Linked DNA regions of Homo sapiens: region 1 is linked to region 2. Evidence: chromatin contacts called from ENCODE Hi-C data. All regions are on one chromosome and are shown on one strand. The core of a region is the stretch at or near the end of the contact, and the rest is flanking DNA. Distances in the headings are between cores, read along the strand shown. Region 1 has its middle 75 kb from the start of SC5D. Region 2 overlaps GRIK4 (glutamate ionotropic receptor kainate type subunit 4).

Region 1 (3,984 bases), core at 594-3,093, 440 kb after region 2:
TGCCATCCAGTAGGAGCTCTGTAAACGGCAGTTGAAAGGCAGTATCTAGCTGGTTTTAAAAACACCTTCCTTGTCTTTGGAATTGTCAATCCTTTCATTCTGGGTCCCTCTTCCACTTCTTGGTGTACTTCCTCTGCTTATCTGCCATAAGGCCTCTTCTTTCATGTTGCCAAAAGCTCCCTCTTCTCAGTCCCTGACCAGGTCTGCTGTACCCACATCACCCCCTGTCCCCAAATCACCTCCTGCCCTTCTCTCTCTTCAGAATTCTGAACACTTGCTGAATTTGATCTTAAGTGCTAGAACTGTAGGGTTTCACATCAAGTGCATTTTAAAGAGACCACTTGTTAATTGAAACAAATGCCCGTTTAGTGGAATTGCAGGGCTGATGATCTCTGGCAGTAAAATAATATACAGTGCGCCAACAAGGTCGGGCAGAGGAGTGTTCATGACCCTTTTAATTGCACTGAGCAGACTGCACCATGCTTCTCAACCCTGCCCATGCTGCTAAATCATCCTGAGAACTCTTAAGAAAATACAGATTCCTTGGGTCCACCCCAGACTTTCTTACTCAGAATCTCTAGGGATGATGAGGAGGACAAAGACCCAGGTGACAACTTCACTTGCTTTAAAGGTTAAGCGGACGCAGGCTGCACAGCCTGGGATGAGAGCTGCTCTCCTTCCCTACCAAGTGCTGGGGTTGTACCCAGCAACTGGGTACCTCAACTTTGAGAGAATCCTGTCAGTACAAGCCTGGCGTCGTGGAGAACACCTTTCCCTCCTAGCTCGTCCTAGATCTCCAATGCCGCTGCCCTGGTGACGAGGAAACACCTTCTCCACTCCTACCCTCATCAGCACAGACTCCATTGCAGCTTCTGCCCCAACAAAACACATACAGGCAAGTCTTACTGAATGCATTATATATTTAAATAAGTGTTAGCGTCCATTATTTTACTGAATCATCGCAATTAAATGAGGTAATTACTATTATTATCCTCATTTTACAGATAAGAGAGTGAAGCCCAAATTAATTAATATACCTAAAGGCACATAGCTAGTAAGTGGTAGGATGTGAACCTAGGGTGGTTCAAATCCAGATTCCTAATTCTTAACCCCAGTGCTTGGTTGCCTTTACATTCTTAGCCACGCGGCCTCCACAAATTACTGCGTCTTCTTTGTACCAGAGGCAACTGTTATGTTGTGTTTTGGAATTCTCCACATTCTGCCCTCTGAGGGCTGGAGACGGATCAGCAGCTTGTAATCCATCAACAGCTTGGAGACTCTTTCTCTAGCAATAAAATCATAGCTCCCACTCCCTGCAGGAAGCCTTCAAGACACAGCTCTCGGGTTCTGTCTTCCCTGGCTCTTGAAACAAAGCCGTTGAAGTGGCTTCCTCCAGGCTCACAGCCAGGCAGTGGTCCACTTGCTTTCTTAATAGGATGGCTGGGGCCCTAATCCTCCAACACATCAATCAAATGGCAGTCAACTGGAACAGTTCATATAAGTAGACACTTTGTACTGTCCTTCCCTTGGTCTAGCCAAATTTGAACTCCTAAAAAGCTCTGAAAGAGGATGGTGCATATCAACTGTACTCAGAATGGTGCTTCTCAACCCTGGAAGCATTTTCAAGTTAACTGAGAAGCTTTTTCGAAAATATCAATGCCTGGGTCCTACTACCCAAGCCTTGAGACTTAATTAGACTGGAATGGAGCCAAGTACCCAGTGATTCTGAAAGCCCAGCTTTAGGACATTGCTGCGGGTCAGCTGCTACGAATATCTTCTAAACTTTGCAAGATGGTTTTCTGTCCCCCTTGGGAAATTTAAGTGGCCTTTTGCCAATGAGAAGGAGGTAACTGTTCATTTTAAAAGAAGCTACTTTCACTTTCCCTTCCACATGTGAGACAGAGAACCCCTGTGGACTGGTGTCTCATGAGAACAGAAACACTCCAGCTGAAACCAGAATGGTCTGCCTTGGTCGTCATGGCTGAAAGACCTGTACTGAGGGCGTGAAGCAGAACCCCCTTTATTAGCCAGAAGAATGAGTATAGAAATGGTAGGCTCTGGGGGCTGGATTCTGGTAATTGGTCCTATTGGATGGACTATCTTCGGACATTCCAGAAACAGAGCTGTCCCCAAAATCTTTAGAAAAAAAAAATGTTGTCACTCTCCCCTGTAATTCATTCCTTGGTCTCACAATACTTGGAATCCAACAATTTTTTTTTTCCCACACTTAATCCAAATGCATCCTGTTGCAATTAAACTTCAGTTGTCTTGCTTGTCCTTGTTTAAAACAAAGGACAGCTGTTCTCACTTGCACAAAGCTCTTGAGGACTGAGCAGAGGATGGTGATAGAGGTAAATACAGCATTGTCTGACCTTGGTTTTGAGTAAACGCTCAGGTAAAATTTTTCTCTCCCTCCAGTATCCTGAGGAGCTAAACAAAAGGGCATCTGAGTTGAAGGTCCTAGATTTAATTCCTGGAATGAATAATGGAGACTTGGGGTTATTTGTTACTGTTGTTCATCTCCAGTTTCTTCATTTATAAAGTTGAATAAAATTGTATTAAGGAAAAGCCACATCTAATGAAAAAATCATCCTCATTTGCATTCATTTTCACTGCTCCTCCATCCACCTCCCACCACCAATAGCTGCACCTGAATTTCCTGAACCAAAAGGAAGGAAAGATGAAGCCAGTGTGTGAGCTGACTGTTTTCTGTAACCTACAGAAACTAGAACAATGTGAGCAGCACAAGGCTGTTGCATTGAAGGTCTGGGAATTTTTTCCAAGAGACAAGTTTGGATTGTTTGTGGGTTGATGAACTGAACAGAGGTAGTTATCTGAGAATCTTAGGGGACTTACCTCAAGTGTCATGTTTCTGTTGGTTTGTGACTGTGCAGTCTGTGTTAACTGCTTTGCCGTCGTTCCCAGGACTTGGAAGGAAAAAAAAAATCCAACCTGCTTGGTGGCTAATCATTTGAAGAGAAGTCTGCAGTCTGTTAGGCAGAATGTCTCACTTCTTTCCCCCTCTGCCCTATTGCCATGCTATTGAGCTGTGTGTCTCTTTCCAGTTTTCCCCGTTGGGCTAGCTCTGTTTTCAATGTTGTCTTCGGCAAATTACCAAAATAGAATTTATGATTCATTGACCCAAATTATGTTCCCACTGACAATATCTGCAGAAATTCTGTTCAACAATAGCTTGCTGACTTTACAGAAAACACACATCACTCCCTGGAGTTCACCCGCCCCAAGAAGACCAACAAAAAAGCAAATTAAATCTTATCTCCTCGGAAGTCCTTGATGAAGAACATCCTGGTCTTGGCAATTCACTGCATATTTTCAAAAAGCGTTCAGAAAGCAAGATTGTTAGGGTTTTCTGTGAATTGCAGTTTAATCCCGAGGCATATATGAGAGACCACTCTGTATGAACAGCAACCTTTTATTTTCCCCTAAACCACAATGCTGACATTAAGATCCTAGACTTACTCTGTGTTCTGAGCACCTTAAGGCATCACAGGCATTTATCTCAGTGGGTAATTATCAATCGAGGCAAATGACGAGACAAGCGTCAATCATTTTGGGAAGTTTATTTGCCAAAGTTAAGGACTCACACTCTGGAGACAGGTCTATGCCTTTTCTCTGAAGATAATTCTGAGGGCTTCAAATTTAAAGGAGAAAGGGCAGGATATTGAGAAATACACAATTTTCATGTAGGAGGGGGGTGGGGGAAAATAGTCATTCATGCCTTTGTCTTGCTCAGTGAATCTGCATTTTTACATAAAATAACATAGATAATAAGGCAGAGGAAACGATCAGATCTGCCTTTGTGTCAGGTGGGCAGAAAGGATGACTTTGAGTTCCGTCCTATGTGGCCCTGCACCTGTGAAGATAAGCCATCGATTTGCATTGTCCTGGTGAATTTTAACAGAAATGCTTTGGGGTGAAGATCTTGGAGGCCACAAGGAATTTCCCTGTGGGCAAAGTATGAAG
Region 2 (4,148 bases), core at 733-3,232:
ATCTAGACTCTTCTTCATCCAAATGAGAATGAAAATCCATGAAAACATCCAGATGTGCATTTTACCCCTTCTTGAATTAGAAGCCACCCAGATGTGTAAAGAGAGGTGCACAGGAGGTTGGCCAGGCCTGAGTGTGGCTCCCTTGCGTGTGTGAGGTCACCGCTGTAGCAGTCGGTACCGTGGCAGCAGCCCTGGCTCCCCTTCCAGGCTCCTCACCACAGAGTCAGCAGAGCGTTTAGTGGCAGGCTCAACAGTGGCCATTCTCCTACTTGGGAAAATCACTTAACTTAAAAAAATATATATTGAAATAGACATATAGAAAAGTGCACAAATCGTAAGTGACAGCTTAATGAATGATCACAAAGAGGACATCCCTGTGTGATCAATCACTGTCCGGATCAAGAAATATACCCTTAGCGGCATCCTGAAGACCCCCTTGTCCCCACCCACCTCTTTCCTGTTTCACTCTCTACACCTTTCGTCTGCCCAAAGGTAACCATTATTCCAAATTTAACACCACATGACTTCTTGAGTCTCATTCTCCTCATCTCTAAATAGGTTACTGCCAACCTTAGACGTTGCTGTGGGTCTCAAGAACGATCTGTGAAAAAACAGTTTTGGGGTATGACTATTGATGGGCATATGAGCCATGTCAACAAGTGGGACACCTCTCAGAAAAAGACCAAATACACCTTTATCACCCAGGAAGAGTGGCCAGAGGTTCAGAACAATGTCTTCAGCTCTCTTCCTCAAAAAATGGCAGGGATTCCTGAGAAAATGCCCTGCTGCCCTTTGCAGTGGTTTCAACGTGTGCACATACTGATAGGAAATGAGAAGGGGCCAGATGCTGTCCACTTTGTGGATCCAATTGGTCACATCACTGCTCACTCCCTGGGGAGGTGGGGCAGTTCAGGGCTGGTCTCTGAGGCAGAGCTGGGGCCTCCATTCTGTCTAGCAGGAGCTGTAGGGGATGGGGTGAAAAAGTGGGAACAGAGAAGGAGCACAGGGAAGGCCTCTAGAAGTTCTCTATGGCTGTGGGCGATGCCCACAGAAGTTGGTGGTACTTTATTTTACCCAACAAAAACAGTCCTAATAACAGGCCCGTGAATCTCACCATTCCTAATTACAGGGCTGACAAGTGGGAGGGAAAATGAAAGGAAGACAGCGCCGTGAGCTGGTGGCACTGTCGGGCTCCTACAACAGCAGAAACCTGTCGCCTGGGCTTGCCCAGGCCAGCTTTACACAGGCCCCCGATCACGCCTGGAACCCATAGCCTCGAAATAAGTGTAGGGCTGGCTAGGCCAGCACAAGCCCTTGCTCATTAGTTCAGGTCTGCAGGTTGGATCCCCATGTGGACCAGTTAGCTTTGCCCGTTGTCAGCGACCCAGAGCTTAACCAGCTGTTTTGGCAGCCAGCAGGGATGGGAGACAGGCAGAAGAGGGTGGACTCACTGGTGAAAATTCAGTGCCCCTTGTCCCATGGCCTATTGGTGACTGTATTGTGGGCCAGAGATTTTTATCAATAAAGGGTGCATTTGGGTTAGAAATGAGCATATCGGCCAGGCGCAGTGGCTCACGCCTGTAATCCCAGTACTTTGGGAGACTGAGGCGGGTGATCACCTGAGGTCGGGAGTTCACGACCAGTCTGGCCAACATGGTGAAACCCCATCTCTACTAAAAATACAAAAAAAATTAGCCAGGTGTGGTGGTGTGCGCCTGTAATCCCAGCTACTCAGGAGGCTGAGGCAGGGGATTTGCTTGACCCCAGGAGGTGGAGGTTTCAGTGAGCCAAGATCGCACCACTGTGCTCCAGCCTGGGCATCAGAGCGAGACTCCATCTCAAAAAAAAAAAAAGAAAGAAAAAAAAGAAAAAGAAAGAAAAGAAATGAGCATATCTTCCTGAAAACTCAGATAGGATTCAATTTCTTTTCTTGATTCGACATGTAAATTGTTGGTCAATCTTCAGAAAGTCAGGTGTGATGGTGGTGGTAGTAGTGATGTGAGGAAGTGAAACTTAGGCCTCTCTGGGCTTTGCCACATACCATAACCTGCCTGGACCTAAGCTCTCAGTTCCCTTTCTCTTTCACACCTCAACTATATAAACACTGACATCTATAATGCATATTAGTTTTTTAATCATGGGATTTCTTTTCACTCCCTTCAATACCTACATTGAATTTTCTGAAACAATAATTTTAAAAAATAAATAAAATTGAAGTGAATCCTTTAAGTTGCAACAAAATAATAAAGGCTGACACTTCTGGAACATTCCCTATGTTTCAGGCACTGTTCTAAGTGCTTTTTGTGTATTCATTAATTTAACCTCCCCAACATACCTACAAAGTATGTAATATTACTAACCCCATTTTCCAGATGAGGAAACTGAGGTACAAAGAGGTTAAGTAACTGGCCTAAGATTATGCAGTTAGTAAGTGGCTGAGCTGGCCCTAGAGGGTGTACCCTTGGTCAAAACATTCTACTACAAAATCGTTCCCTCAGTTGAGAGCCAAGGATAGAGAATAATGTTAACTGAGCTCCTCTTTCTTGGATTTGTCTATTCATTCATTCAATCATGACTTCATTCAACAAATATTTATGTAGTGCCTGGCACATGGCAGGTTCTGGACACTGGAGATGTATGATGACTAAGGCAGACAAAGGTCACTCCTTCCTGAAGATGGCACTCTAGACAATCAACAGGTAAACTGGTAAATAAACAAGACAATTTCAGGTCATGATTTCCGCTGTGAAGAAAATAAAGCAGTATAATGAGCCAGAGTGTCTCGAGGAGAGGGGCCCATTAAGTGGGCAAGTAGGGAAGGCTGCATTGATGGCATGGTGCTTGAGCTGAGGTCAGAACGGTGAGAAGCCAGCTGGGCCATGGCCAGGGCAGAGCATATGTGGAGGGGAAAGAGTAAACTCCAAGACCCCAAGGTGGAAAGTGAACTTGTCATGTTCAGAAATCAGGATGGGGGTTAGCATGACTAGCTAGACTGTGGTGAATGGGCTGCCGTATCACCAACGCCTGGTGGGCCACGGTAAGGAGTTGGGTCTTTATGAACTTGGAAGTCTCTCGGTTCTTTTCCTAGGTCCACATACACCCATGGTCTGAGGATAGCATTGAGAGTCCACAAAACTAGAAAGGAAGAATTGGCCGGGCACAGTGGCTTACACCTGTAATCCCAGCACTTTGGGAGGCCAAGGCAGGCTGATCACTTGAGGTCAGAAGTTCGAGACCAGCCTCGCCAACATGGCAAAACCCCATCTCTACTAAAAATACAGAAATTAGCTGGGTGTGGTGGTGCGTGCCTGTAGTCCCAGGTACTCAGGAGGCTGAGGCAGGAGAACTGCTTGAACCTGAGAGGCGGAGGTTGCAGTGAACCACATCACATCACTGCCCTCCAGCCTAGGTGACAAAGTGAGACTCTGTCTCAAAAAAAAAAAAAAAAAAAAAAAAGAAAGAAAGAAAGAAAGGAAAAATTAACATCTATATATTTTTCTAAGTTCAAACAGAAATGTAATATTTCCTTCAATTATGAATGTGGTCAACAAAGCTTCATGGTATTAACCACACCTGTGACTTTGTCACCAATGGTATTAATTTAGTGTTGCTGTTAGACACACTTCCAGCTCTTGTTATGTAAAGAGGCACAGATACCACTATAGCACAAAAAGTGTACACATATTTTGATAACTGAATTTCTATGTAGTCATTTTAAAATATTTTAAAATAAGAGGTTAACAGGTATCAGCAGACTGTTAAAGAGGTCCATGGCATAAAAAAATATTAAGAAGGCAGGCCAGGCATGGTGGCTCATGCCTGTAATCCTAGCACTTTGGGAGGCCGAGGCAGGCGGATCACCTGAGATCAGGAGTGTGAGAGACCAGCCTGGCCAACGTGGTGAAACCGTGTTTCTACTAAACATACAAAAATTAGCCGGGCATGGTGGTGCACAACTGTAATCCCAGCTACTCGGGAGGCTGAGGCAGGAGAATGGCTGGAACCTGGGAGGTGGAGCTGCAGTGAGCCGAGATCGCACCACTGCACTCCAGCCTGGGAGACAGAGCAAGACTCCGTCTTAAAAAAAAAAAAAAAAAGCTAGAAGGCGACACGGAGAAAAATGGCATCGTCTGCTTTAGCTTTCCCAA

Evidence for each region. A loop is a pair of places that touch in the nucleus more often than their neighbours do. Pooled maps may share reads with other maps.
Region 1: a loop to region 2 is called in a pooled map, with 6 times the contacts of the local background. The contact joins two enhancer-like sites. A Hi-C loop is called at or near these places in 2 of 37 single-sample maps with no recorded cell type and 4 of 50 pooled maps.

The regions. Positions count from the first base shown.
Region 1 is chr11:121,365,793-121,369,776 of GRCh38, forward strand. No RefSeq gene overlaps it. Among named protein-coding and RNA genes, the nearest start is that of SC5D, 75 kb to the left of the region's middle. RefSeq lists enhancers at 1,664-1,763, 1,804-1,903. Within about 2 kb of position 1,844, at least 7 of the 41 ENCODE cell types and tissues checked have a DNase peak (open chromatin) inside an H3K27ac peak, as active enhancers do.
Region 2 is chr11:120,924,134-120,928,281 of GRCh38, forward strand. The region is part of intron 13 of GRIK4 (glutamate ionotropic receptor kainate type subunit 4); the gene reads left to right. Among named protein-coding and RNA genes, the nearest start is that of TBCEL, 98 kb to the right of the region's middle. RefSeq lists a silencer at 1,997-2,096. Within about 2 kb of position 1,983, at least 2 of the 41 ENCODE cell types and tissues checked have a DNase peak (open chromatin) inside an H3K27ac peak, as active enhancers do.